2 separate regions of the Mus musculus genome follow, and region 1 is linked to region 2. A link is a loop called in an ENCODE intact Hi-C map of the cell type or tissue named here. Cell type or tissue: left cerebral cortex. All regions are shown on one strand. Each heading gives the region's core, and the rest is flanking DNA. Links, peaks and the distances in the headings are about the cores only. Region 1 holds the start of Gm24221 (a small nucleolar RNA gene). Region 2 has its middle 69 kb from the start of Gm39957.

Region 1 (15,636 bases), core at 2,889-10,888, 160 kb before region 2:
TTTTCCTTTGCCTAGATTAGTCTAATCATTGCTTACTTAGCTTTTCCTTATTTTTCTACAAACCCTTACAAGACACTCCCATGGGCCAGAAGCAGCGCTCCTCTCTGGAGGCTCAAGACAGAGGTCTCTGAAGGCAGGACCATCTTGTGAGAGGGATGATACCCAATAGGGCATCACATTAGGCGCTAGCTGATTTATTAATTCCACTTCTGTCTGGAATGTTGAATGCCTCGCCCCCACCCCCCAAGTGACAGATCTTTCATCTTCACATGGTAGAGGGCAAAGGACAAAGAGGCAAAGATGGTACCAATTTCATTCACGGGAGCACAGATTTGATGTCTGAGTCACCTCTTAAGGTCTCATTTCTTAGTACTCAGACAAAGAAACTAAAGTTCAACATGGGTTTGGGATGCAATAAGCACTAAAACCATAGCAGACACCTCAGCTCTTTGTAAAGACCTTTAATTTGATGCTGCAAACGTTAGGTGGAAACTCAATTTTCACATATAGACAAAAGCAAAGGAACGGGTCCAGGTGAGTTTGTGGGTTTAGCATGTATCAAGTGTTTGGAATGAGAATGTAGCAAAAGTTTGGAAAGGAATATTTTTCCTGATTGAGGAGACAGCAGGAACTGGGTTTGTTTTCAGTAGAGAATTTAGCTCCATCAAGTGTTCAGACTTTGACAGGAACAATGTATGCATGTATTAGTTTTATAACCAAAAATAAACTTAGCTTAGACATTTCCATTTTGGGAAAAACTAAAAGCAGAATCAAAATTAGTGTTTTACAAAATTTGTATTACAAGCCAAATAAGAGAATTACCTTACCAGGTCTGTAAATCTTGGTAGGGACAGAGCTATGTGCATCTACTGCAAGTTATGTGCAGACCAGCAAACATTTTCCTACTAGGAACCATCTCACTCAATTGAGGTGATTCCTCAGTTGCCATGGAGAAGTTGTAAATTGGAATGGAAGTCGAAACAGGCCATACTCAAGTTACCAGGGTCACTGGTCTCAAAGGACTTGGCTGTGTCATAGCCACTGACAGATGAAGTGTGCATATTTGGTCTCATGGCTGCAAGAAAAAATAGATTGCACACATTTGGATTAAGTTTTTCAGTTAACATATAAAACAATAGGTCTGGAACTGTTAGACTCAAATCTGCACACAATCAAATTGTAGCCTTTGAGGCAAAGCTTGCCACATCTGGAGGCAAAAGCACTGGTCCATTTAAACAGCTTGCCTCTCTGCTCTCTGTATATGTGGCTGACAGACCTTTGTTTTCTGTGTCCCATCCATCTGCTGTTCTTGAAGAAAAACTCATTCCCCAAATCACCCTCAATGGGAAGCAAGCCATTTTACTCTAAGGCCATTTCTGCCCTATAAGTTCTGTAAGTTTAGCTGGTCTACAGCTGCCTACATCCAGTTGTGAGATCTTTTTCCTTTGAATTGAATGGACTCTGAGAGGCAGAATCTGGGAGATTTGCATTTCTAGTGGGAACAGTTTGTTTAGTTTCATTGTCGCCCTCACAGACTTGGTCATCAGTGAAAGTTCCTGCAGCTCTTGTTTGACGATGCTGACACTTAGCAGGGAGGATGATGATTGTATCTTCCGGAGTGTCATGAGATGAGGTCCCAGAGGGACTCACTCCCTGCAGAATGCTCTGAGAAAACGAGGAAGACCTGGCTGCACTGAGGCCACCAGGCTTTGTGGGTGTCAACTTCCAGCTTGTTCTGGGATTCTGCTCAGCAGATAACATGTGTGCACCTCCCACATTTACATAAATACACACATATTTAAACGCAGAAACACACTTTCTGCTCTATTGTTGGCCTTTTTCATTATTTTTATTGATAGTGCTGGACATTCTGTCTAGTATTCCATGAGTGCTCAATAAATATTTCTGAAAGAATAAATAAAGACACAACGGAATGGCTTTCCCAACTTTCCCAGGGAAACAAAGCAACAACAGTATCTTCATCATGTTACTGTGGTACCCTAAATTTTCCATAAAGCAAGAGCGTTAGTGCTGCAGCTTTCTGTGTGTGCATGTGTGTGAACACATTTATGTGAAATGCTTTTTAGCTTTATGAAAAATCACATAGTAGATGCGAATGAGCATGCCAAGTTGGGCAGAGAAAAACCCATAAAGTCTCAACTCTGAAGAAAGAATTATAGGTAAATCAGAAAATCTGGGAGCAAAAAATGATTTTCTCCAAGGGAGAGTACACCAATTGGCTGTGCAGTGCCAAGCAGTCAGCCCTGAAAACATACATGCAAGTAACATCATATGGGCTGTGCAGGTTGTATTTAGGAATATATGTATATATACAAATATATATATATATATATATATATATATATATATATGTGTGTGTGTGTGTGTGTGTGTGTGTGTATGTATACATGTCATTCACATATATGTATATATGAGAATAATTGATGAAAAAGAGGCCATGAATTTGAAGAAGAGAAGGGAGGGATGTATGAGAGGATTTGGAGGGAAGATAGGGAAGGGAAAGATATTGTAAATAAATTAGAACTTCAAAAATTAGCAAAATGACATCATTTATCAGTGGCAAAGTGGAAGAATGATGCTAAATGAAATAAGCCAGATATGGAAGTCAGACTGTGCATCTCATTTGTATGGAATCTAAAATAGTCAAATTCATAGAGTGAGTGGGAACCAGGGATGGTGAGGAGGATGGGGAGATGAGCATCAATGGGTTTGACATGTCAGTTAAACAAGGATTTCTGAGATCTGTCATACAGCAGAGTTATTATAATTAATTATAGTGCATTTGTATTTATGACTTTTGCATGATTGTTACAAAAATACTCAAGAACCACAATCTAATAGAAGAATATGTTCTTTTTTGACGATGGTATCAAAATTCAGTCTATGATCACTTGGTTCCATGATGTTGGATAGAACATCTTGAGGTAGGACCATGAAGTGAGACTTTTTTTCATATCAGGTAGACAGAAAGCTGAGAAAGACACACAGAAGAACAGCAAGGCAGGACCACGATTTAGGCTCCAAGGATCTGTCCACAATGACCCACTTCCTCCATTAAGTTTCTTCCTCTTAAAAGTTTCCAAAACCTCTTAAGTCAGCCCCTCAAGCTAGGGGACAAGCACCTAACAGGCGGGTCTATAGGGGATATCTCATATTTAAACCATAACAAAATTATGTATTTCAAAATAGCTGAGAAAATGTCAAATTCATGAGAAGCCTGACTTCCAATGAAGATCAGGTAGGGTGCTAAAAGTGGCTACAGGCTCCTTAGTACTCAAAGCAGACTCCACTATTTGCAGAGGACCAAGCCTTAATGCCATTCCCACACTTGAGCTTGTTGATCCAGAGAGGGAAAAGCTAGTTTTTAATGATAGCATTGCTTTTGTACATATGAATGGGCAGTTTCTATTTTCTCCTAAAACTAGAGTGGTTTAGAAATGTAGACCGATAATGATCAGTCTAAAGAGATAAGTGATCTCAGTGCCCAGATGTCAAGATAGCTTCTTAGTATGGGACATGGCAGCCATTGCTCCAAAGTCCAGGGGTTTCTCCTTGGCATCCCATCACCCTTTTCTCCCTGGAAAGGCATTTGCAATTCTGGACAGGCACATGGGTTGTCTTCTAAAGAAGGAATGTGTTCCCTGGCCAGACGCCATGGCTTACTTGATGTGTGTATTACGTTGAACATCACAGGGAACAAATAAAACTTTTATGAAAGTGTCTATAGAACAGGAATGCTGAAAGCCTCACTTATGTTTCACAGGTGCCAAACATTAGCCTGCATTCTTGCCAGCACTGAAGTGCCGATTGAAATGGTGTGGTAGTCAGCTTTCTGTGACTGTGACAAAATACCGTAAATAATCAGCTTGAAAGAAGAAAGGTTTATTTTGGCTCCCAGGACTTCTCAGCACCAGATTGGATGGCCCCATTGCTCTGGGATTGTAAGAAGTCAGTACAGTAAAGCTAGGCTTCCTCCAGCTCAGTGGTTCTCAACCTGTGGGTCATGACCCCTTTGTATAAGTAACATATCAGATATCCTGCATATCAGATATTATGGTTTATAACATTATCAAAATTACAGTTATAAAATAGCGACGAAGATATGTTTATGGTTGGAAGTCAACACAACATATAGACCTGTGTTGAGGGGTTCACAGCATTAGGAAGGTTGAGAACCATTGGCTTAGCTGAATCAGTGTGCTGTAGGTTTACTAAGGGACTCCATCCCAGAAAGCAAAGTGGTTAGTGAATAAATGACAGACTGGGGACCATGTCTTTATCATATGGGTCTTTTGGGGAAGTGGTGACAGTCATTCAAACAATAGCCAACAAACAGAGCTTTTGTATCCTGTTACTTTGTGCAAACCACCTCAGGAAATCTGATGTCTTGAATCAGCCTCAGTTCCTCAATTTCTTTGCTATTGTTTCCCCACTTCCACTGTGCTTGATGCCTACTGAAGTGATGCTCAGAGACTGGGCATCGTGTTTTATCTTACAGGACACTAACAGAAATAGAAGAAGAACACTTCTCAAATGTTTCCCCTACCTCAACCTCTTCAAGGACACCGCGGTCAGTGAAAATGATATGGATACCGTACCATCTGGGCCTCCTGCTCTGATTTATGAAGAGAGGGCCAAGGATATGTGCTGGTCACTTGTGTGGGAAGTGATGGTGGGAACTGCACTGGAGTTTTCTGATGTGTCTACATGTATCTGTCACTGATATGTCAGCTCTACCCTCATCTCCAAAGCTACAATTACTCCCACATGAAAAGTATCATGGACATTGTAGTATAAGAGAGTTCAGTGGGAGTACGAGGACCTGAGTTCAGACCCACAGCCCCCATGTAAAAATCTAAGTGTGGTGACACATGCCTGTTAACCGTGCACTGGGGAGATAGAGATGGAAATCCCCAGGGTTCATCAACCAGCCAGGCTAGCTGAATCAGTGAGCTTCAAGGCTAATGTGAGACTCTATCTCAAAACATAAAGTAGAATATAAAGATAGAGTCTAGCAAGCATGCTATGGACTGGATCATTGCCCCAGCTCTTTGCTGAGACTTCTTAGCCATTCTGGATAAACAGACACTGACTCTTGGAATAAGTCATGGGCTAAAACTTTGAGTGACAAGGACATCTGAGGATTCTTTGTGGAGCTAAAACATGCGGGCTGTAGTGTTTCTGCTAGAAGCAGGTATTGATCATGGCATGGTGGAATCTTTCTGGAAACTTCTTTGTAAGTTTCTTACCTTTAATTCGGCTGACACAGTATGGAGAAAACTGTTCCTGACAGGGGTCTTAAAAGTTCTAGTTCTCATAAGGACCTATCTCCTGCTATTCTTTAGAATCCTTATGACAATTTTAAATTTCAAAGCTACCCACACAGATGACAAAGGACTTTGAGGTGACATGATGATGACTTCCAAGCACATCTACAGATTTCTTGAAAGAGACTGAACTTGATTCTTCCTTCCTGAGTGTGGACTGAACTCAGTGACTGGCTGGACACAAAATGAGGCCTATATGGCGGTGTCATTTCTAAAGCTAGGTCAGAAAAAGATGCTGCTTTCTGATTTACTCTGTCCCTTGTATAGGCTGATGTTCCAAGAAAGAAAGAAAGAAATGTTTTACCTATGCTAAATATTCCACAATGCTGCTTGACCGATTAAGACTTCTGACTTGTGTTAAGTAGGAATGCTGCAGGTCTATAGCCAATTTATCTTGGATTGTCTTTAGCTCCAATGTATTTGAAAAAATGCTGTGATTTATGAATTTATCTTGTCCTATAACTGCAAAAACTTCATGAATCCATTTCCACATTAGAATGTGGCATGTAAGGACAACCTGAATCTGTTCTTTGGCTCTGATTACTGTCATTTGGCTCCAGAACAAATTCTTATTCCTTTTGAGCTGAGAGCTGTGTTTCGTATTGACATAGTCTTGGACCGTTCCCAGGAGGGGAAGCCTGCTGCCTTGTTGGAAGACTGTCTGGTATTCCTCTGGAGAAGTCCACATAGCCTACAGGTAAGAGTCAACTTTAGACCACTTCCAGAAGCCCAGCAACTGCATCCTTCCTAGATCTCCATGAGAGTCCTCAAGCCAGTGACCAGCTGAGTCATGTTCAAATTTTTTACCCTCAGAAACTGAGCATGATAGTAAATGTTTGTCTGTTTTATGTTCTAAATTTCAGGGCAGTGTTTTCTCCCAAATTAGACAGCTAATACATAGTGAACAATACAGATATCCCAGCCTGAGGCCACGATACCTCAAAGTTGTTAGATGGGTGGCTGTGGTCCGGGTCTAGAAACACAACTTTTCAACCTTCTTTTTTCATGCGTTCAGAATGTTCCACACAGAATGAACATGTTGCATGTGAAAATCTGAACTGCAAGATGCGCTAATGTTTAAAACTCTTTGAGAATGGACATGGTGACACAATTTGAAAAGTTCTCACCTTCAAGTGTCAAAGGCTCCATTAAAATATCGTTGCATTGTATTGCATAAAACTACCTTCAGCCTATGTATATAAATACATAGGAAAAAGAAATGAATTTTGTGTTTGGACAAGAGTTCCACCCTCAGTATATTTCATTACATATGTGTGAGTATTTCACAATATGAGAAAAAATTTCAATTCAGAGAAACTTCTGGATAAAGGATATTCAAGCTCTGTCATACTCCTCTGACTCACTTCGGACTGATGCTTATCTCATAGCCTGTCTTCAATTGATAGAGCCGCTTCGCCTGGATCCAGGGCATCACTGCGGCATCACCTATGTGGTGAACATTCCCATGTCCATTTCAGCTTATGACATCATCCTGTGCTGCTGAGGCCTTTGCAAAGTGAGACCAGACTCTTTTAAAGAGGCTTGCCTGACTAACCATAGCTCTTTTCTTCTTATTACTGAGGGCTGTGTGTCTCCTCAAGCCTTGCTCTTCCAGTGTTTTTGCGCTGATACAGCCAGCTGGAGAAGAGCAGAGACAGGCAACTATGATAACCTCAGACACTTGCTTTCCCAGGATGTTCTTCTATGAGGCTTCTAAAAGTCTTTTGTGAATTACCGTAGTGGGGTGCCACTGCACTAGAGATGCTTAAAATCCCAAAATCTTAGTAGACAGTTGGAATCAGCTAGGACCCTTGGTATATAAAAGAAGCAATCAGCTGGACTGTGAAAGACTTGGCTGAAACGCTACTCTGAAGTGTAAGCCATTGTTCTGTATGAAACAGCCATTTGATGCTGAGCCTGAAATAGGGAGAACAGTGCCATTGCCTGTCTCCCAGCAGGGTGAACATATAAGACGTGGTATCGACTTTCCTCTAGTGGGTAGGACTCACATACAATTAGAAACTGCTAAGTTACCCCTGCAATGGTCATGCCACTGGTGCTTATGGGTACATCTTGCTGGCAGGCCAGTGGAGCACACAGGGTCCACAGCTGTTTCACAAGGCCCATGATGGGAATGTCTTGGGCCCTAGGAGAGAACCTAACATAGATGTTTTACTAAAGCTGACGTGCTGTCAAATGCCTCCTGAATATTTATGCTTTGATTTATGGCTTAGAGATGCTCTCAGACTTGATCAGAGATGCTTCTTTTAGCATGGGCTGTGATAAGTGTAGAGGCCGATGACTTGCTAAAGTGATAAGAATAAATGACTTGAGTGCTCAAAAGCCAGTTATTTGTATTGTTCCTTCTAAGGCTCAGGGTACTTGAGGGAAGAGCGCTTGGGAAGAATGTAAGAGTAGGAGGATGGGGAGGCGTGCAGTGAGATGCTATCTGGTCAGGATATTGCTGTTAAACACATGGACTCACAGCAGCAGCAGCCATAGTTACCTATGCAATCCCTGCAAAAGACAGGGCCAAATCAATAATCCATCACACATGGGGGCTTCATGAAGGCTCCCCTCTCTCTTGAGACGTTATTAGGCAGTTAATGGTTGCTAGGGAGTCATTCCTCGGTGGTGTAGCCTCTAGTAACTTTCCCTGCTTAAGTGAATAATCCTGACTCATGCAAGTAACCTTAATTAAAGCGATCACGTGCATGCATATGTATACAGACACAGACACAGACTTTCTGTCTGTCTGTCTGTCTGTCTGTCTGTCTGTCTGTCTGTCTCTCTCTCTCTCTCTCTCTCACACACACAACATGTGAGAAAGTCATTTGTTGGGGTGAAGAGGTTCAGTGGGAGTGAGAAGGGGACTGAGATATGATAGTGGCAAGACATGGTCAAAGTACCTTGTACATGTGTATATGTGCATATATGAAAATATGAAAGAATTAAAACAAAGAAGGCATGGTATGGTATCAAGTCTAACAATGCTTCAGGCATGTAATTCCAGTACTCAGGAGGCTGAGACAGGAGGATCATAAGTTTAAGGCCACTGTGAAACCTTGTCTCAAACAAGCAAGAGAACAAACAAACAAAAAATAGAGACATAATATGGGGACATGAACTTCACCACCCATAATCCCCAAACCCCAAACCCCAGGGGCTACTAAGCAGCATGAAGCTTCCAAGCACCCCTTTCCGAGGAAGAATGCCACACTCCCCTGAACTTTCTCTTCTTTCAGCACCTCCCCTCCAGTGCCATGGCAGACCTCTCCACAGGTTAGAAACCTTTGTACAAATGTGTCAAAGGTAAAGAATTTTGTCTGGACCCTGGCAAGCCTTCGTGCTTTGATGCCTCAGAGGATGATAAAAGTCAGGCTTCAGAGACAGACAGCCTTGTTTATGGAGAAAGTTTTAAAGAGAGGTGGCGTTTAGATAGTGTTTCATGGGGTTATTCCAGGAATTTTCCCTCCTTTGTTGTTTTTGGTTGCATGTCTGAGAGATGAGGGCTTAAAAATAAAGCCCCGACATCATCCCAGACACTAAATCTGGAGCGCCCAGCTGTGTTCTCAGCTGTACTGAAAGAATGAGGGATTTTTCTGTCTCAAGGTCACTTGTGGCTTCATTATTAAACTAGCAAGAAGAGTGGGATGAAGCCAAGGGAGCAAGGCCTTGAACTGCAGCAGCTGTGGCTCCCATTGTAATAGTTTTAAAGGTTTTTGCGACTGCCAGAATACTTTAATTTGATTGCCCCACATTACCCTCCGGATGTGGGGTGCTGATGTGTGCTCCTGAACACGCCAAGCCACTGTGTGAATCTCCTCACTCCTCCGACTCCTTGATCCTTCTGGCCCCACAGACCCAAGGCCAACCACCCTGTGTCTTCTTTCCTGGGTGGCAGCATCTTGCTGAGTATTCTTTCTTGGTTCCAATCATGTATTCTCACTTAGACTGAATGCTTCAATGCTGCACAAGTCACTGCTTGCCACACGCCACAGATCCTCATCTTTATACTGCATGTGGATGACTCAAAAAGGCACCTTTCCCATGCAGTAGAAGCTTATGGAGAAGAGATTTTCATTTAGCTCTTCTTTCAGCCACCTCACCTATTGTGTTACCTCCCAAAGCCATTGGCTTTTCCTAGGCTCCTCACTATGGAAGAATCACGGTGTCTGCCATTGCCCATGTCCAACCCATTCGGACCCCCCGAAGTTCTGCTTTATCCACTGCCTCTCGATATAGACAGACACAGGGACACAGATTACATCATCATTTGCCTTCCCTGTGTCTCCCTGAAAAGATCAGCTAACCCAGCCCATAGAGGTGAACGAGATCATGTCTATGTCTCACAGAGCAATGTCTCCAAGACAAAAGAACAAGACATACAAAAATGAACCTCTCTTCCTCCTGGTCCTTCCTGTCCTCAAAGGCCATCCTGAGTCCAGACTTTCTCTACTCACCCACAGAGCAGCTGCTGCTTTTGTCTTAGCCTCCTTCACCTTCTCACACCATCTTGCTGCTCTGGAGCTCTGAGAACAGGTAGATTCCAAGCTACTGAGCAGGCAGTATGTAAGAGAGAGACACAGTTACTGAACTTGCTGCATGCACATTAGGTACAAGCCATGTCATAAACCTGGGGAAGAGGTCAGTCTTTTTTTTCTGCTCTTTACAATGATTAGTGCCCATCAACCTTCTGTCTTAACTCCTAAACATCCCAGAAGTCCCTTGTCTCCTTTGCATTTATGCATCCTTACTTTCATACTTCCATTGGCATTATCCACTTAGATTGTTGTCAGATACAGGATACAAAACGTTGCTCAGCTTTCAGGTCATCCACAGGCACATACACAAAAGATTCTTTCTGAGATACAAGATGAGCCTCATCTCTCTATTTAGAACATTCCACTGCCTCCAACCTTGTCCTGAACGTTAGAATCTATGTACTCATAGGATGAAGGCTTTTAGGATGTACTTTTCCAGTAATGTCTCTGGTGCCCTGTTCTCTACCTCTCTTTTATACACCTGCAGTAGCTTCTGCTTTCAATTCCCAGGTAGCATATCAGCATGATATCATCCATGAGCAAGAGCAGATGCTCTGACAATCTCACAATGTGGTAGAGGCTTTTTTTTTGCTAAGCATTTAGGACAGCTGTCTTAGTGTGAGTCCTGTGGCTATAGGTTCTGATACAAGGATTTAGGTGTGAAGTGCATTTGGAGGACTAGCCAGGAAGTTCTAGGAAGTTAATGCAGAAGTGAGGCAAGATGATCAGGTAGTCACAGGGAAGGTAAGGATGCTATCTATCTCTGGTGTGTGTGTGTGTGTGTGTATGTGTGTGTGTGTGTGTGTGTGTGTGTGTGTGTGTGCGCGCGCGCGCGCGCGCGTGTGTACGCATTTAAATCTCTAGAATGTCACGCACCAGGCTGCTGTGAAGTGAATCTGGAAGGCATGCAGAGCTGTGGGAGGGCTTCTAAGCATGAATGCTGCAATTGGGGAATTGTAAAAGAGAGCAGCTCAGACATACTCTACTTCAGGCTTATGAAAGGGACAGAAATACAGTCTTCCGCCTGTATTTCTGAGGGGCTGGCTTCAGGACCTCATCAGATACCCAAATCTTTGGGCCAGAATTTAAATTCCCAGTCTATGGGAGTTATCTCATTCAAATAACACACTGGGGAATCTGTGAAGTGATGGCGATCACTGCAGGATGTTGTTTAATGTCACTCTATCCATTTAGCATGTGAGGAACTTCAAAGTCAAGGTTTGCTTTTGAAATTTTTTTAAATGAATGTTTTGATCCACAGCTGTTTGATCCAGGAATCCCTGAATGTGACAGGCAGGCTAAGGCAAGAGAAAGCAATGGGTGTCAGAGTAGAAGTCTCATGTTCAGAAGATCACAAAAAGGAAGTGCTGGGGTTTCTGAGTTAAGAGCAGGAATCCAACCAAATGCATGATTGCCTACAGGAAAACAATGAATGCATCATAGGCAGTGGATAAGTCACTGGCAGGTGTTGAGAGCCATTCCTCCTGTCTCTAAGATCAGATTCTCCAGGAGATCTGGAGCCCTTGGGTAACTTAGATAAACAGAAGTCTGCATGCTAACAGGTTTTAGCTGCATTTGCTAATGTTACAGGGTCTTCAACTTCCACTAGCTTCCAGTTAAGCACTCTAAATGCCACTGGCATTGTCACAAAGAAGTCATTATCCCGACCCTGGGAACCTTCCCCTCAAAGAAGAGGGGCCTCAAGTCTAATTAGAAAGTATTTGACTACAGCACAATAGTCATACCACTATTGCACCAAAGGCAAGTTAGTGATGGAGGATGCAGGCTCCAGCCTTGGGTAATAACAGTGATTTCTTTTCTTCCTCAGGAGTCTGCCTGCATAGCACCTTCTGGTGCTACAAAAGCTAGCCAGCAGGGAAGAACTTTCTGAGCCGTTAGAAACTGATTTCTCTATGTGCTGGTAGTCTAATTTCCAGCTTGAGAAATTATGCAGAACATCTTCCAAGTCTTCTTGGAGCCACCAAACAAATTTAGTTCAGTCTTGGAGTGAGTGCCAAGACAGGAAACCTAAGAAGAGAATAATTCCACCCACTGACAAATCTTAGGGGTTATGGGCTAAGATGTTGGAGCTCGGGAACTGGGGCAACCCGGGTCACCAAAGCCAGCAGGTTCTAGCTGTGGCTGGAGCTGCTGTGGTGAACTCTGGCTGCTTCAGAATTCCTCCTCCCTTGGCTTCTGTCCTCTCTGTCAGAATGGACAGAGAAGGCCAAGTGAGAAGCAGAGAGCAGCCCTGTCTACATGGCTGAGAGATGCTAAGCTCACTGACCACAAGTCAACCAGCACCTTATGTAGAAGGTACCATGGGATGACTCTAGCATTGTCTTCCAATCTAGCTTTCTGCTGAAGGGCATAATGCCCTTGCTTGCACAAAGACCTCTGGATAGCACAGTTTCTTTGGTTAGTTAAGTCTCATTGGTTGCCGTATGAATTAAACTGATGTAATGAAATTCATGATTTGCATGAGCCCAGATGCCTGCACCATGTGAGTTGATTATAATACACAAACAGAAAAAAAGGAAATCCATCAAATGTAGAAGCAGTTGTTACCACAGGCTGAGGGTGAGCCAGATCCTTCTGTTCAGTGGAGTGAGAGAACTTATTGATTTCTGGGCTCAGTTGGACATGCTGATCCAAATACTCAATTAATTGACTCTGAGTATTAAAATAATGAGGACTGAGAGAAGGAGGAGGGTGATTTTCATAAAACACAGAATTGTCCCAACTCTCCTTAGTGGGTGAGAATGGGGAAAGGGTTTTTAGTCATTTTTTTTCTTTAGTAGTCCATTAAAAAAATAAATCATGCATAAGGATCACACTGATTTTTAACGTGATACTGGATTTATTATTTCGATCGAAGCTCCTAACATCTGTTTTGTGACACTCAGGGTATAGCCATGGCAGATTGTGTTCTTAAACTCACACAGTTAAGAGGAGTTGGGTCACACACTAGGATCTGGATGTCCTGGAGTTAGGTCCTTCTCCTGCTTGTCTTTGTACTCTCAAGTCCTGGAATGGAAACTCAGGACACTCCAAAGGGAGATAGCAAGGCAGACTTGGCATGCCTCAAGGAAAGGTGGTACATCATGATGCAGGACAAAGTTAAGAGTGACCTTGAAGAGACTAGTCTGCACAAGTGAGAGTCAGACTACAGAAATGACACAGCTTCTGGGACAGACTCCATTTCTGATTCCAGACATCCGGGCACCTTCCCCGCCAGAGGAGAGGGGTCCACTTGGAAGGGCTCTGACCACCAGAGCAGGTGAGAAAGCCATGTTTTGTCCCATGTCCCTCAAAGACCAGTCTGTGCAGGTGAGCGTGCACACTGCAGAGGCAACACATCTTCTAGGACAGGCTCTGTTTCGGGCCTTCATCTTCAGCCAGGAGGCAGGTCTGAATGCCAGATATCTGTGCACCTTCCCTACAAGAGGAGAGCTTGCCTGCAGAGAGCACTCTGACCACTGAGATTCAGGAGAGAGCTAGACTCCCAGATCAGCTGACAGAGGCTAACAGAATCACAGGAGGAATAAGCTCCAACCAGAGACAACTATAAAAACTAACTCTAGAGATTACCAGATGGGAAAAGGCAAATGTAAGAATCTTACTAACAGAAACCAAGACTACTCACCATCATCAGAACCCAGCACTCCCACCTCAGCCAGTCCTGGATACCCTGACTCACCCGAAAAGCAAGACTCAGATTTAAAATTATATCTCATGATGCTGGTAGAGGACATCAAGAAGGGCTTTAATAACTCACTTAAAGAAATACAGAAGAACACTGCTAAAGAGGTAGAAGTCCTTAAAGAAATACAGGAAAACACAACCAAACAGGTGATAAAATTGAACAAAACCATACAAGACCTAAAAAGGGAAGTAGAAACAATAAATAAAACAATGAGACAATGCTGGAGATAGAAACCCTAGGAAAGAAATCTGGAACCATAGATTTGAGCATCAGCAACAGAATACAAGAGATGGAAGAGAGAATCTCAGGTACAGAAGATTCCATAGAGAACATGGGCACATACAAGAAGTCTACAGAACTCCAAATAGACTTGACCTGAAAAGAAATTCCTCCCAACACATGATAATCAGAACAACAAATGCACTAAATAAAGATAGAATATTAAAAGCAGTAAGGGGAAAAGGTCAAGTAACATATAAAGGCAGGCCTATTAGAATTATACCAGACTTCTCACCAGAGACTATGACAGCCAGAAGATCCTGGACAGATGTCATGCAGACACTAAGAGAACACAAATGCCAGCCCAGGCTACTATACCCAGCAAAACTCTCAATTACCATAGATGGAGAAACCAAAGTATTCCACGATAAAACCAAATTCACACAATATCTTTCTATGAATCATCTCTTCAAAGGATAATAAAGGGAAAATACCAACACAAGGACGGACTCTACACCCTAGAAAAAGCAAGAAAGTAATCCTTCAACAAACCTAAAAGAAGATAGCTGCAGAACAGAATCCCAACTTTAACAACAAATGTAACAGGAAGCAACAATTACTTTTATTTAATTTCTCTTAACATCAATGGACTCGATTCCCCAATAAAAAGACATAGACTAATAGACTGGCTACACAAACAGGACCGAGCATTTTGTTGCTTACAGGAAACCCACCTCAGGGAAAAGGACAGATACTACCTCAGAGTGAAAGACTGGAAAACAATTTTCCAAGAAAATGGTCCGAATAGATAAGCTGGAGTAGCCATTCTAATATAGAATAAAATTGACTTCAAACTTAAAGTTATCAAAAAAGACAAGGAGGGGCACTTAATACTCATCAAAGGTAAAATCTACAAAGATGAACTCTCAATTCGATTTTGTTAATTAGGATGTTGTCCCTGTGCCCTCTAGTGAGTCTGGCTAAGGGTTAATCTATCTTGTTGATTTTCTCAAAGAACCAGCTCCTGGTTTGGTTGATTCTTTGAATAGTTCTTCTTGTTTCCACTTGGTTGATTTCACCCCTGAGTTTGATTATATCCTGCTGTCTACTCCTCTTGGGTGAATTTGCTTCCTTTTGTTCTACAGCTTTTAGGTGTGCTGTCAAGCTGCTAGTGTGTGCTCTCTCTAGTTTCTTTTTTGGAGGCACTCAGAGCTATGAGTTTCCCTCTTAGTAATGCTTTCATTGTGTCCCATAAGTTTGGGTATGTTGTGTCTTCATTTTTCATTAAACTCTAAAAAGACTTTAATTTCTTTTTTTATTCCTTCCTTGACCAAGGTATCATTGAGAAGAGTGTTGTTCAGTTTCCCCGTGAATGTTGGCTTTCTATTATTTATGTTGTTATTGAAGATCAGCCTTAGTCCATGTTGATCTGATAGGCTGCATGGGACAATTCCAATATTTTTGTATCTGTTGAGGTCTGTTTTGTGACCAATTATATGGTCAATTTTTGAGAAGGTACCATGAGGCGCTGAGAAGAAGGTAGATTCTTTTGTTTTAGGATAAAATGTTCTGTAGATACCTGTTAAATCCATTTGTTTCATAACTTCTGTTAGCTTCACTGTGTCCCTGTTTAGTTGCTGTTTCCATGATCTGTCAATTGATGAAAGTGGTGTGTTGAAGTCTCCCACTATTATTGTGTGAGGTGCAATGTGTGCTTTGAGCTTTACTAAAGTTTCTTTAATGAATGTGGCCGCCCTTGCATTTGGAGCATAGATATTCAGAATTGAGAGTTCCTCTTGGAGGATTTTACCTTCGATGA
Region 2 (15,636 bases), core at 3,002-11,001:
ATGAATACTATAGGAGCCTGAAAATATGAGTTCAGATCACTCTAAATATATTTCAGTGCTACAGTTTCATGATGCTAATATGTCCCTCAAAGGCTGCGCTTAGCTAGGAATTAGGGTCCAAAGTTTAATCTCAGAAATTGGGAGGTAAAGATGAAAATGGATCTCTGTGAGATGGAGACCATCCTGGTCTACACAGCAAGTTCCAGGCCAGCCAGGGCTACATAGTAAGATCTCATCTCAAAAATAATTTCTAAGATAATTAAATCATTCTAGCTGATAGTCACAATGATGTTGGGTCAAACATAAAGTCAGCAATTGAATGGCTATTGTAAGGACTAACAATGACTCAAGACCTGACTCAGATCTTATTCTTCTGACTAGTAATCAGCATTCTACCACTTCTATTCCTGGCTTTACAAGCAGTTGATTATGAGGGAGAGGTCTATCTTCAATGCCCTCCAATGTTGTTAATATCCATTTACCAGATCAGACATACCACATTTGAGGAGTCCTTTTACAGCCTCCTTGTCTCATTGACAAAAGAATTTTAAAAGTGTGCTCAGAAGGGAACTCAAAAACAGTATTACTGAAGTCAGAGAGAGAACACAATGGAGTAGGCAAAGGTTGACTTCTCAACAGTGGCTGGAAGGAAGGACAACGAGGTGGGTTGGGACGGGACAGACATGCTTTCTAAAGTTAGATAGATGACAAGGAAGTGGTGAAGGAGAGAGGCATGGTGGTGATGTATGTACAGTCCCAGAACTTTAGAGAGAGAGGCATGAAGATCATGAGCTCAAGGTCATCCTTGGTTGCATAGTGAGTTTGAGACCAGCTTGGGCTATATGAGACCCTGACAAGAAAGAAAGAACAAAAGAACATAATGAAAGAAAGGAAAGAAGAAGGGAAAGAAGGAGGGAGAGAGGGAGGAAAGAAAGAAAGGAAGAAAGAAAGAAAGAAAGGAAGAAAGAAAGAAAGAAAGAAAGAAAGAAAGAAAGAAAGAAAGAAAGAAAGGGGAGAGAGAAAGAGAGAGAGAGAGAAAGAGAGAGAGAGAAAGAAAGAGAGAGAGAGAGAAAGGAAGGAAGGAAGGAAGGAAGGAAGGAAGGAAGGAAGGAAGGAAGGAAGGAAGGAAGGAAGGAAGGGAAAGGAGGAAAAGAAATTGACCAAGCTGTCTTACAATAAACATTGACAACAGCTGTATTGGCTTGCATGCAGTCTTCAGAGAGACAGGAGAATGTTTGGGTGTCAGGGTGAGCAGGCTAAAATGATATTGGCTGGAGTCCAGGAAGGGGTGCTGGAAAGAGGAGAAAGAGCAGGACTTTTATAATTGGAATTCAGAAACCCTGTACTGAGTGGGGGATAGCTTCAGAGGATATATGTAAAGGGAGAGGCTGTTCCATTTTCTTTTCAAGTCTTCAATTTTATTTTCTACCTTCTGGCCAGTCTTCCTTAGGTTGTGAAATAGAAATTTCTCCTTGACAGGAAATCTCTTTCATCATTGTGAGAAACTCCTGCTGTCTACATTAAGAGGTTACAGTGGACCACGGAGCAAGCTATTTGTGAGAGGGAGCTTCTGGCTACCAATCATGCTGTTTATATCAGAGGATGTCACCATACTGATAGTCAAATAAATGTTCCATGCGGGGAACCCACCCCTCCGACACAGAAGGCACCCACTGTGAATATGTGAAAGGATGCCATTAGGCATGGGTCAGGACATCTGTACCAGAGAATGCTGACTGTGTCTTCAAAATATAATAAAAAAGCAGAGGCTCTCTTTTACATTAAGGAGTTCACAATTCCTGTTAGGACTGTTATAAATTCCTTTCCTTGTGCTGTAATAAAGCTCTGAGCAAGAACAACTCAGGGAAGGAAAGAATTTATTTGGCTTACAGGATAGAAGCCCATTACCCAGGAAGGCCAAACTGAAGCAGAGATTGTGCATAAATGATGACTCATGGCTTGCTTTCCATGGATTGATTAGCTTGCTATCTTATACAACTTAGGACCAGCTAGTCAGGAGTGGTACTCACAGTGGGTTGGATCCTCCCATATCAATGATTAGATCCACAGGCTAATCTGATGGAGGCAATTCCTAAATTGAAGTTCCCTCTTCCCAGGTGACTCTAAGTTGTAGCAAGTTGAGAAAAACTGAGACAAATCACAACTTTCCTGCTAAGAAAAGCATTATTGGATCATATGTCAAAAATTACACTGTCTATAGTTAGAAACAAGATTAAATGTTACATTTTATAGTATATGATTTATGCTAATGTTCATTAGTTTATATAATAATCATAATGGGGCTGGAAAGATGGTTCAGTAAATTAACATCTGCTATCAACGCTGTATTCTGAGTTTAATTTCAAGGCCCACATGATAGATGCAAAAGACTGATGCCCACAAGTTGTTCTCTGACTGCCACATGTGTACTACACATGTGCACATCCATACATGCATATGTGCACACACAATAGATAAATTAATAAAAGTTAAAAATAATCATACACAACATTGAATCATTTAAGAATGAAAATTAGAATCATACTTATAATTTACACTAATAGATTTTTAATAAATCCCAAAAGCCTACATTCAGAAATAGCAATAATAATAATTCAGGCATATCAATCACACTCCACACTTCCAAAAGGAAGCCACTCCTGTGCTAGAGATTCAACAGGGCCTTTATTGACTAGTTAGCTCTCTGATCATAGAGAGTTGGAATGTTATAAATCCAGAGCTGAATTCTCAGGCTGTCCTTAGTTTTACTAGCCATCCTTGCCTTGCCTTTATCTGTCTCTCCTGACATCCTTGAGTCTATCAGAGAAAACATCAGGCTCTACTAACAGACTCCAAGCTTCCACAAACTTAGATGCAAACATTGTTATCAGGTAGCATCTGAAGACCACAGTGTGTGTACAATTTCACATTAAAAGATGCTATTCCAGGCAACATGAGTATGGTCATTCATATTTGATTCAAGGGACATTTTCAGAAGTTTTTGTACATATAATTTTTGTACATTTATGACCCAAGGTCAATGGGTGTCATATTAAAGACATTCACATCCTTAAAATGAAATAACAAAATCAGATGTTCATTGCTTAATTAATCTTTACTTAACAAACAATTACTTAGTAAACAGTTTCTGGAGGTTTTTCTAACTTGTTTTATTCATGTTCTGTTTGTTTGTTTGTGGGCAGAGAAATTGCTTTTTCAATTTTATACATTTTTTAATGTAAAATTAACCCAAACTCTAACATCAGCAATATTTCTAATGGGGGAATAAAAGAATATGGATGGTTGTGGTGGTTTGAATAGGTATAGCCCCGGCCTAGACTCATGGATCTGAATTCTTGGTCCACAGGAAACAGCACTACTAGGAGGTATGGCCTTGTTGGAGTCACTGTGAGGGCAGGCTTTGAAGTCTCAGATGCTTAAGCTACACCCAGTGTGGCACACAGTCTTTGTCTGCTGCCTGCTAATCCAAATGTAGAATTCTTAAGTCCTTCTCTAGCACCATGTCTACCTGCAAGCTGCCATGCTTCCCTCCATAATGAAAATGGACTAAACCTCTGAAACTGTAAGCCAGCACCAATTAAATGTTTTTCTTTATAAGAGTTGCTATGTAAATGAAGAAAATATCTAATAAAAATTTTTTTAAAAAAGAGTTACTATGGTCATGGTGTCTCTTTACAGCAATAAAACTCGAAGACAATGATCAAAATATATTATATAGAAAAGTCTTTTTAATTAAAAAATAAAATTATAATAAAAATGTGGTCAGTATTAAATAATTTTTCAGGCTTTCATTCTATTGCTAGAGCAGTAAGACTTGCCCATTTTTTTTTTAAGTTTCTAGAAGAAAAGACTTTCTTCCTTGTTAGAGTGATATAAAGAGACCGGGACTGGAGCAATTGCAGATATTTTATTGCCACGAGTCAAACATGGCCAAAATATTTAAAAGAAATCACAACCTGCATGCCAGGGGTGAAATAAAGGCAAATTCTGGAGAAACGAGAGGACAACTAAAGAGCAAAACAAAAATGAGACAAAGGTGGAAAAGTGGGATTTTTTTTTGATTGATCTAAAGCTTATAATTTTTTAAAAATTACATTTTTATTTAATTTTTAACTACTTTTAAACTGCATTTATTTTTAAGTTGCATATAAAATACATTTACTGCACAGAGAAACTTCCTTGTCTGGTTTTGGTGATAGAAATTCCTAAAGGGTAAACAGTTCCATTACTTGTGTTACTGTTGCTAATATAAGAGAGCATGTCTGCCAGCAAAGGCCTTTATGCTCTCAGGACCACGTGCATGGAAATATACTGCATATTGAGTTGATCTAAACTTCATAAAAGAGGCAAATTGGACAGTGGTCATGTTAATAGTGACTTTCCCCTAAGTATGATTTTAATAATTAATCTGAGAGAGCATTCTATCATATCACTGTGCTATTAAGCCCACTGATATTATACCACTAGAATATAGCAGACTGCTTGAGTTTCTTTTGCCTCCCATTAGCAAGATACGGGCAGAAGCCACAATCAAATAAATAGCCAAATTCCAAACAGATTACACATATATGTATAACATTTTATACAATATTTATATTATAAAATCTTTGATTATATTTCCCCCAACTACTCCCAAATCTTCCACTTCCCTACCCACCCAACTTCATTCTCCCTCTCCCTCCCCCTCACTCTCCCCCTCCTTCTTCCCCTTTCCCTCCCTCTCCCCCTCCCTCTCCCTCTCCTCTTCCCTCTTCCTCTCTCTCTTTCTCTTAAAAAATAGGAAGAACAACAAAAGAAAACAAAATAGAAAAATACTAGAATGTAAAGTATACATGCATGCATGTACACATCACACACAGACACACCATCAACTTGGAGTCTATTTTGTGTCAGCCAACTACTTCTGGGCATAGGGCCTGTCCTGGAGTGTGGTTGATAGACCCAGTGGCACTCAATTGAAAAAACTGATTTTTCCCCCCTATTCTAGCAGATATCAATTACAAACAGCTTCTGGGTTAGGGATGGGTCTTTCATCCACTTTCTCTCTCAGGGCTGGGAGTTTGTTTGGTTTGAACATGTGCGAGTCTTGTAAGCATAATCTCTTTTAGTTTATGTGTGCATCCGTCCTGTTTTGTCTGGAAGACACTATTTCCTCGGAGTCATCTGCCACGTCTGGCTCTTAATGATCTCCCCACCTTTGCTTTCGCATAGATATTCACACTTTGATGGGAGTGAGAGACACACACTGCACATTGCCCAGTTGTGTGTCTCTTTATTAATCACCATAAGCTTCCAGAAGTGTTTCTGCTGAGTGATTATTAGTTGCTGATCTATGGTTACAGCACCATGTCACTAGGAATCATTTTATTGTTATGAACATTTAGCAGATCTAGCTAGCCTCAGGTTCTTTGCCACTTCAAAATTGTTTTGGATGGGTTCCATCTCATGGAACATGTCTTAAACCCAGTATTTTAAAAATGTGATTGGTTAAGCCTTTGACATTTGTGGCAGTATTTTACCAGTAAATCTTACAAGATTGTAGGTCACAGGGTTTACAGCTGGATAAAATTGGTTACTTTTTTCCTCTGGTAGCATGCATAGTACCTTCCAGAGCCATGAATGATAGTCAGTAAGGATAAAGCTTCTAGTTGGATACCAGCTCAATTTTTTTCATATTCAATGACACAAGTAAGTTTTGTTTTCAGCAGTAAAGCCTGACCATGGCTGACCATGATTTTGAAGTACTGATGAGAGTAAAGAATGTTTCTATATACCAGCGACATAAAATTGCCTGGGTGAAAAAAATTAAATTTCACTAATTCCAACATTAATATGCTATCTACATTGGGTAAGTTTCTACATAGATAAAAGTGAAGTGGGTTTCCTCCAAATTTACGTCCCCCTGCACCAGAAAGCAAGTCTACATAGCAACAGCATTCTTTTGGAATAAGTTATGTAAAGTAGATTCATGTGGGTTTTATATTTTTCATATAAGCAGCTCGAAAAGACAGAACACACTGAAGAAGAGGCTGCAGCATTAACAGCTTGTGGAACTTTCTCTTTCAGATTTCATTTTAAAATGCATTGTTCTACCTGCCTCCTTCTCAAGAGAGAAAGCAAAACATATCATGCTGGCTTGTGTTTCTTCCAGCTGGTCTCTTAGAGTGGATGCCAATGTGAAATCTATGAAAGCAGAAGGGTATTTTATAACTTAAGCAAAGAGTAGAAATAGCCAATAAATTACTTATATTGAAACCATGTTCAAAAAGCAATCAGGAAGGAGTCTGGAGGAATCTGGAGTCCATGTGCATGCATATGATGAGAGGAAAGAACATTTTTGGAAAAAGAAAGTTTCTAGTCCAGCCTGCATTTCTCAGTAGGGCATTGACTTCAAAAATCAAAATGAGTGTTTCTGGTGTCTTGTGCTCTTGCCTAAGTAGCAAAGCCACTCAAGCTCTATAATAAAAAGGAGCTGGCTGAGCCTTGTTGACATTTTCTGATCTCAAATGAGGCATCCAATTATCTTATTAGATTATTAAATGGGTTCTCGTGGAGGGTCTGGATGCCTCAGCCAAGTAATTTGAGCATCAAGGTCAAGTTGGAGAAAGGAGCACAAAGTGTTCCCCTTTAAAGTGTTTCTAAACCCTTCTCTCCTGCAAGAAAGAAAGTAGGTAGTACCACAGAATCTTTTTCTCCCTCTGCTCTAACCCAAACCTTCTAGCTCAATGGTGTCTCCTCTTCTGGGAGTTTGGCTGTGATACGAAAGTCCCAGCTATAGATAGTAGTATTTAGATTCTCAGAACCTATGTAAAATCCAGGCAGAGTCACACAGATATCCGCACTCCCAGCACTCCTATAAAGAGAAGGAAGGCAGAGAAAGGAGATTCTCTAGTTAGCCTGATATACATATCGACAAACAAGATGGGCAGCAAATAAATGAAACTCAAGGCTCTTCTTTGAACTCTACACACATAAAGTTGTACTGCTCAATCTGTCTTTGGGATGTTTGCTTTGCTTAATAAAGTTCTGCATAAACTGTATGCATTTCAGTCAAGAGATGAATTCTTTTCTTCAGGATGACAACATTCAACACCCCCATTATCTTCCCATGTGGCAGAGAGGAAGTACTTAGTCCTTTCCTTGTTTTTATGATGCTATCATGATAGAGTTATCAACTTTGTAGCTTATCTAATGCTAGCACCCAAAGTACCTCCCCAGAAGCCTCTCTTCAATTATCACCCTGTTATGGATTGGGGCTTCCATATAAAACTTCATGGAGCACAAAACTTTAATTCATAACAGCCACATGCTCTCTTCAAAGGTCTGTTATATCTTCCATTAATATGGACTGGTGGGTAAAATTCGGTATCAGTTTCACTAGATTAGTTGATATTTAGGCAAACAGGGATGGTGTTGGTTCTGGGTAGATCTGAAAGGATAAGTCCTAGGTGAGGTGTGGGGTACACTGGTTGGTAAGGATTTGCCTTCATCAAGGGTGGCACCATCCAGTTGGCTGAAGACTAATAAAGAACTAGGTGATAGGATAAAGCTTCATTCACTGTCTGTTTCCTGGAGCCATGGCACCATTTTCTTCTTACCCTTAGACTTTAAAACAGATTCTGTGCCCTTAGGGACTGGGGACTTGTACCTATGCCCACCCCTCATTCTGAAGTTCTCAGCCTAAGAGTAACATCTTTGGTTTCTTGGGTTCTGAAATCTTTGAACTTGGAGTGATCCACACTAAAAGTGCTCCTAGTCTCCTCCAGCTCTTTAGAAGACAGACTATAGGATTTCTCAGCCTCCACAACTAAGTGGGCCAATTCTCTTAACAAATCTACTCTCACCTGTCTGTCTGTCCATCTATCCATATATCTGTCTATTCATCTGTCTGTCTGTCCATCCATCTGTCCATCCATCCATCCATGCATGCATCCATCCATTATCTAAGTCTCTTTGTCTCTTTCTCTGTCTGTCTCTGTCTCTGTCTCTCTGTGTCCTATCTCTCTCTCTCTCTCTCTCTCTCTCTCTCTCTCTCTCTCTCTCTCTCTGACTCCATCTGTTTCTTTCTGTTTCTCTGTGTTTCTGTCTGTTTCTGTCTGTCACTCTCTGTCTCTGTCTCTCTGTCTGTCTGTCTTTCTCTCCTCTTACTGGTTTCTTTATCTGGAGATCATTGGCTACCATGGCACTTCATGTATATGGTGTTCTGTTTTGTTTTTCTGCAGTGCTTGGAATTGAACCCAGAGCCTTGTTCATGCTAGTCAATTACTCTCCCATTGAGCTACATTTTGATCCTATGTACTTACTGTGGAATAACTTGTACCAGACAGTAAGTAGCTCTGCCTACTTATACCACCAACTATTGGTTACATTTATGCTTTCCAAATGAATAAAATGTAATTCCTTTTTGGAATAATGTAATAGTATTTCACTATTTTATTTAGAAAAGCAAAGTCAGAAAGAAGACAACAAAGGCTGTTTTTAATTCCTTGGTCCTGGGAGAACTGTTGTTATTAGTTGGTAGACAAATAGCTTTCTAAAGATCTCTGTAAGTTTATTGATCTACATGTACCTAAACATGGACTTTTACATAAAAGGCATCCAGTAAACATGATTTTACCCTATCTTGTGGCAACTTTTTCAACCCCAAATCTTTCCTCAGTACTAAGGCTGTACATTCTTGCGGGCATCACAGTAATTGTCACGGTTTCCTTTCTATCCCTGTGATAAACACCATGACCAAAATCAACTTGGGGAAGACAGCGCTTATGTCAACATATAGTTTACAACCCATCATGATGGGAAGTCAGAGCGGGAGCTCCAGGTACCTATGAAGCACAGAACATAGAGAAATGCTGATTATTGGTTTACTCCGTTTGTTTTCTTGTACATTATAGGACCACCAAACAACAGATGCAACCACTCACAGTGGGCAGAGCCCTCCCAAATCTATCATGATACCTCACGGGCTTAGCTACAGGCTAATCTGGTGGAGGTATTTAATTTTCAACTGAGAGTCCCTCTTCTCAGATTTGACTCCAGATTGTATCAAACTGACAAAAGAACTGACTGGCACAGTGACTACAGTGGGCATGTGAGAGCAATTGTTCCAGTGCCTTCCTCCATTGGTAGCTGCTTTACCTCTTGCTGAGAGGAGCAGCAGCTTGCCTGAAAAGCTCAACGCCTTCCTAATCCACTCCTGAGATGAAGGGTCTGGACTGTGTGGTGGTTGGTTTTGGTTGATAGCTGTATGGATGGTTAGAGAATTAGTAAAGCACACTCGGGAGAGTGTCTTGTGGGTGTCTCTAGAGATGACTGGCATGTAAGTTATCAGACTGAGTGGAGAAGTTTCATCCTGAACACATATGACATCATTCGATAGTCTAGGAGCCATGATGGAATGCAAAAGAGGAAAAATGAGAAAACTGTGTGTCCACCGGATGCACTGCCTTGCGCATATTCATGTCTTACTACTGAGGATGCTACACTGCAGATTCTTCAGCCTTTGAACATGAACCTGCATAAGTGGCTCTCCAGGTGGCTTTCAGGCCTTCAGTATCAGACTGAGAATTTATCTTTGGTCCTGAGCTGCTTCCTATTCCTCTTGCCCCTCAGCTTACAGGCAGCCACAATAGGTTCTATGACCCCAGCTCCTATCTCCTCTTTCACCTCTGTATTCTACTGGGTGCGATCCTCTAAAGAACCATGACTTGTGCAGATGGAGAAGGATGAACACATTTCACATGTTACAGAGGTCACTGACTTTATCTACAACCCTGAGGGAACCCACTTTCCCACAACCACCTCAGCTGTACATCTTATTCATCTTTGCGATCTTTTATAACTCAAATACTCAAACTCCTTTTTTGCTTGGGGGTCTTTTGTATGGTTTTTTAGGGGTAAGGTTGGAAAGGTTACTTACGTATCTAGGCTATCCTCAGACTTAGAATTCTCTGCTTCAGCCTTCCAAGTCCAGGAATTACAGACAGGCAACAGCATACCTGTATTGTTTTTATGCAGGTAAGTTAAGCACATTTTTTTCATGGATCTCTTGAATATCCAGGCTTACAGTTTTTAAAGCACACAATCTATTGTGAAAATAGGAGTGTATAGGCACTAGGTCAATTGTTCTCAACCATTCCCGACCCCCACAGGAGTTACCAAGGACATCTTGCATATCAAATGTTTGCATTACTATTCACACCAGTAGCAAATTTACAGTTATGAAGTAGCAACAATATAACACAAGGAACTGCATTAAAGGGTCACAGCTTTAGGGAGGTTGAGAAATACTGGACTGAGTAGTTATCAGTGGGAGCACCTTTTAAAATAGGCTCTGAGCTAGTGAATTGCCAATCTTTTCACAACATATAAAGAGTGAGATCAGGAGAAATATATCTTATGCATTTCTGCAGATGTGTGCCATCTCTCTTCTGAGGTACTCGGTGTTCTCAGTTCACATCCCTACCTCAGTTATACTGCCTGCACAAGACGGATAATAGGACACACTTGTGCTCCTCTCCCCTGAATATTAGTGTTAGTCACATCCTGGTTAGAAACCAGAAATCTTGATTGCACAACCCAAAACTTTTTTTCGCCAGATTCAAGTTGGGCTGTCAGGGCTTACATAGCATCTGGGTTTCTACTGAGAAACTTCACTCAGGGTACCAATCCTCCTGAGGTCAGCTCTTTGCATCACATTCATTTTCTCTCTCTCTTAAAATGTCACTTTCCTCCCTCAATGCTGGTAATCACACCCAGGACCTTGCTTTTAAGTGTTCCACTACAAAGCCAAATCTCCACTTTATATTTTATTTAAAAGATAATTAGAAAATGATACAAGTCTTGGTTTGCACATAGAGATGGAAAGACATGAGTTTCTTGCCCTTGGGAAAACCAGAATGTACTCATCAATACCACACTGTCTTATTTTCTACATCTGTTTCCTCTTGTGTATCTCTCTGGATGCGAATGCAGAGAGCTTGTGTCCCCACTTCCCGGATAGAGAAGCAGCAACTCAAGTGACAGGCGGTGACATTTACATGGTAGATTTAGATCAAATGGAGTCACGCTGACATCTGGTGCAGAATTCCCCTGCAGCTATGTGCCAAGGAAATAATGTGTGCTGCTGACTGTCTTTTCTGTGCTGCTGCTTGCATCCAAGGTTACCCCCTGACCCAATCAATGAAAGAAGCCACAACCCCACATAGCCTATGGCTGACCCCAGCCTTCTCTTAGTCCATTCCACAAGGACTTTGTGAAATCTACCCACATCTCAGTTTTAAAAACCATGATTAAGGAGTGCCATCAGCCAAAAGCTTATTCTTACTCAGGGCAGGGGGCAGCTACAGTTCTGTCTTCTTCCCACTATATTTTTGGTCAATGGAGTTGGGTGATGAGGCAAATTAAATATCTGATCAATAAATCTTGCAGTGACCCCAAGGCCATTATTCAACTCTCTTGTTTAATAAATACAGATTCATGTCAGAACTTAACTGTGTAATTGCTGGCCAATCAATAAATATTTGCCTAGGGGTAGTGTGGGGAATAGATGAGGCCACTGAAGGATATGAGACGCCTCATTTTTAAGGAGCTCATAACCCAGGCAGGAAGGAAAATCATCACCACATGAAAAGGCCACCACCACACACAGTGTGAACATCTGTACTTGATTGAGGGGAGAAAACTGCTTTCCCCCCAGAGTGGGACTCTGCTGGAAATGCTATAAACATCTTCAGTGAATCGATTCCCACCACTGCAAGGACTGTTGTTTTCCCTTAACCCACAGGAAATTCAATAAATAAAAGAGACTTTAACTGGGATCAGGAAAAAGACAGGGTTTTTTTGTGTCAGTTCAGGGAGAACGGGATGGCACAGAGCTGACCTCAGGAAGAGGACTGGTGCCCTGAGTGAACTTGGTCTTGCAGCAGAAACCCAGATGTAAGTAGTAAGCCTGTCAGCCTGACTTGAATCTGGAAAAGAATTTTTTTGAGTAGTGCAATCAAGTGAGCATCTAACAGTAATTGGTATATTTAAAAACAACACCCACATGTTTGTGCGGGTATGCGCGTGCACGCGTGCGCATACCCTCCCCCCCCCCCACACACCACAAGAAAGAAGGCTTGAAAATGCCCCTCAGAGGCTCCTCAGGGACATACACAGGGATATTCCACAAGAGCAGAAACTCAGAGTCTGCTATTGTCCTGCTGAAATTTGGGAGTAGAACCCACTATGTCTCTATTTTTGCTCAGCATATTAAACTTAGTATGTAACAAGCAAGTCAAAAACTTTGAGAATACTTCCATTCTGAATGATGCATGTGTGGGAGGAAGATTCCCACAAGGGAGGAAATGACCACTGCTATGAATTTCTTTGGCTCTATGCAAAAGTCAAATGAGGATAGTCAACAGTAACTAGTCGTATGTAGAGATACAGGACAGTAGTTCTCAACTGTGATGATTTTTCTCCTCCAAAGGGCATTTCACAATGCCTGGAGACATTTTTGGATATCTTAACTGGAAAGAGTAAGAGGCTACTGGCACCCAGTTGAAAGAGAGCAGAGAGAGACATTTCTGAGCAACCTGTACTATACAGCCAGCCTCCTGTTATAAATATTCATACTGACCAAATGGTCAGTAGGATCCAAGCTCAGAAACCCTTCTCTACAGTTATTTGAGTAGAATTTAAACTATTTCCATGCCAGAGAATACCATATGGAATGCAGCAAGAATTCTTAGTCTGCCAGGGATATAGATGGTTTGAAGGATTCCTCACATTTTTAAATCTATTTCTGTACCCCAGCAATCATCTGAGGTGGATCATAAAACCCAATAGAGAGACTCTGTGGTATTGTTGATTATAGAAAACCATTCAGTCATCATGAGAATGATACAGCATGTGAGACTAGCCCAAGCTTCATCCCACAGTCTCAGCATGTGAGAAGCACTCTGTCTGCGGTTCTGGCATGTGCAAAGTGATTCTTGATTCCCCTGCATTACACTTAACGCATAAGGGCATGGGCAGCAACCACAGACAATGTTTCAGCAGAGTGTCATGGAAGGAGAGATGGACGAATGGGACCATGCCTTCAGGGAAACATAGCTTTACAAGTGTATGAAGGGTTAATGAATGTTAAAAGTTAAAATAACTAAAGAAATCGAAAATGAACATGTATCAAAGGTTTTATTCAGCTGTTCAATTAGGGAAGGAACTAGTAAGATTCCATCAGAGTCTGAGGCAAACCCCAATAAACACCAAAAGTACTTAAGCTGGTAAATCAGGGTTTCTAGAACAAATGTATAAATAATACCAAACCGGCATTTTCTGCAGAGTTCAGAGAAGGGAGTTTCAAAGTCCTTATTTAAGACAGAAATTGTGTATCCATGGATAAATGTCTTTCTTGGTATTTTAAGTTATCAACAACTTAGTTGCTAAGTAACTCAAAGACAATGAATGGTTCAGAGCCCAGGAGAGCCAGACAAACAGGAAGATATGTTTAGATGATACTTGTATTCTGTAGAAGATATCCCAAAAGGTTTGGTCCATATCAAAGTTCTTGGCAGTTTTCCTTACAGAAGCTTTTGTTATTGCTGCTTCTGGGGCTATTATGATGTGGTTTTCCTGGTTGGAATAAAGGAGAAAATTTGGCACATCAGGAAGAGATCAGAGAATTGATGGGGTAAAGCTTTCTGAATGTGTAAGACATCGGAAGATTCAGTAAGAAAGTAGAGTTAGCAATATGGCTCTGACATGGTAACTGCTCCTGCTTAGAAGTGATCTCACTGTAGAGTGGTATGTCTCCAGGATATGCTGTTCCTGGATCCCAAGGTGACTATAGGTTTAGTACAATATGTAGAAAGGGGACAAACAGTCACCTTTTCAAGAATAGGACATTGTAAAAAAAAAAAAAGAAAGAAAGAAAGAAACAAAACAAAACAAACAAACAAACAACTCTGGCAGCTAGATATCTTAGTTACTCTATTTTTTGTGCCTTTAGCCTTCAGCAGAGATAAGACAAATTAGGTATCATCAGATGTTATACAAGCACTTATGAAATGATTAACAAGTGACATGGCAAACAGGCTCCAAGCCAAAGCAAAGGAGACAGACAAAACATGAAGGCAGAGACAGGAGAATTTAATCGTGCTTTGGTTGCCCTGAGTCCCCAAGCAAGGAGTAAATGCTTTTCAGCAGAAGCCACTTCTAAGGACTTGTTACAGTTCCTCGGGGAAATACAAAAGGAGGAAACAGACTGAGGATAAAATGCAGAAAATGGATGTTAGACTTGTTAGTGATGCCAGGAAAAGTTAAATGGTCACCCTTAGAGATTAGGAAAAGATAATAAGATAGGGATATTTGCTGAAATGAGATTGGAATCAGTGAAGGCCAGCTGTGATACATGTGAACAACTTTACAATACAGCCAGAGTCACTGGCAAAGGGACAGACAGTTCAAGGAACACAACAGAAAAACAGACACAGACCCACAGAAAGGAAGGCACAAAAATCAGCTCCAATAAAGACAGTTTAAATAAAAGTTTTAGAGTGATTGGACAAAATAATGACTTCATCCCCTTGATGGAAATTAACATGTATCACAGACCTAAACATGAAAAGTACAACTGTAAGCCTTTTGAATGAGAATTTTTTTAGGTTTTTTTAGGTGAAGGATTCTTAGAGATGGTATTAGATTAGAATCAAGAGCATGAGCCGGGCATGGTGGCACACACCTTTAATCCCAGCACTCGGGAGGCAGAGGAAGGTGGATTTCTGAGTTCGAGGTCAGCCTGGTCTACAAAATGAGTCCCAGGACAGCCAGGGCTATACAGAGAAACCCTGTCTTGAAAAACCAAAAAAAAAAAAAAAAAAAAAAAAAAAAAAAAAAAAGAATCAAGAGCACGGGATAAATCTGACATCATCAAAACTAAAAAGCTTTTGTTTCCCTGTTAAAAAGAGTAAATGACATGCTTAGGTTTGTGGGTGGAACACTCAGTGGGTAAGGCACTTGCTGCACACGGGTGAGAACTTGAGTTCGAATCTCCAGAATCCAGGTAAAGCCAGGTGTGCACCTGAAACCACAGTGCTCCCAAAGTGCTCCCACAGGGAGATGACTGGCAGAGAGAAAAGAATGCCCGGAAGCTTGTTGGCCAGGTATTTTTGTGGACACAGCAATGAACAATAAAGAGACCCTGTCTCAAATAAAGTGGATGAAGGGGACTTATACCAAAGACTGTCTTCTGACACCTTGGCATGTGTTCATCCACACTCACACACATGTACACACACACACACACACACACACACACACACACACACACACACATGGAACACTTTATTGACTGAAAGAAAATATTTATAAATAGCAGTGCAAAAATGGTTAGTATGCAGAATAAATAAAAAACTTTAAGAACTAAATAATCAATTATGAAATGGGGGATACACAAACAGACATCTGGCTAGAGATGGAAAATGATGGGAAGTTAACATGGTTCAACACGTATACTATTCTTGAAATGATAAATTTAAAGAATGAAAAGGAAGCACTGGGGGTGGGAGGGATGCTGGTGGAGTCACAGAGAGGCAACAGGAAGAATCCTTGTGGTAATAGAACTTTCCTGAG

Evidence for each region. Hi-C counts contacts between places; a loop is a spot of excess contacts. Peaks named below come from ENCODE experiments on the same cell type or tissue, not always from the same donor. Only the 100,000 strongest peaks of a DNase experiment are listed, where the experiment ranks them.
Region 1: it touches region 2 in a loop (1.9-fold over the local background); 5 of 42 quality-filtered maps call a loop at or near these places.

Annotation. Positions count from the first base shown.
Region 1 is chr2:148,150,386-148,166,021 of GRCm38, forward strand. Gm24221 (a small nucleolar RNA gene) reads left to right here and starts at 758; the gene lies at 758-1,077. In left cerebral cortex, for the core only: no CTCF peak of the experiment used is centred there; DNase peaks (open chromatin) are centred at 5,932, 8,930, 10,530 and 10,812; H3K27ac peaks cover 1,568 bases.
Region 2 is chr2:148,314,969-148,330,604 of GRCm38, forward strand. No RefSeq gene overlaps it. Among named protein-coding and RNA genes, the nearest start is that of Gm39957, 69 kb to the right of the region's middle. In left cerebral cortex, for the core only: no CTCF peak of the experiment used is centred there; DNase peaks (open chromatin) are centred at 6,131 and 6,754; H3K27ac peaks cover 1,732 bases.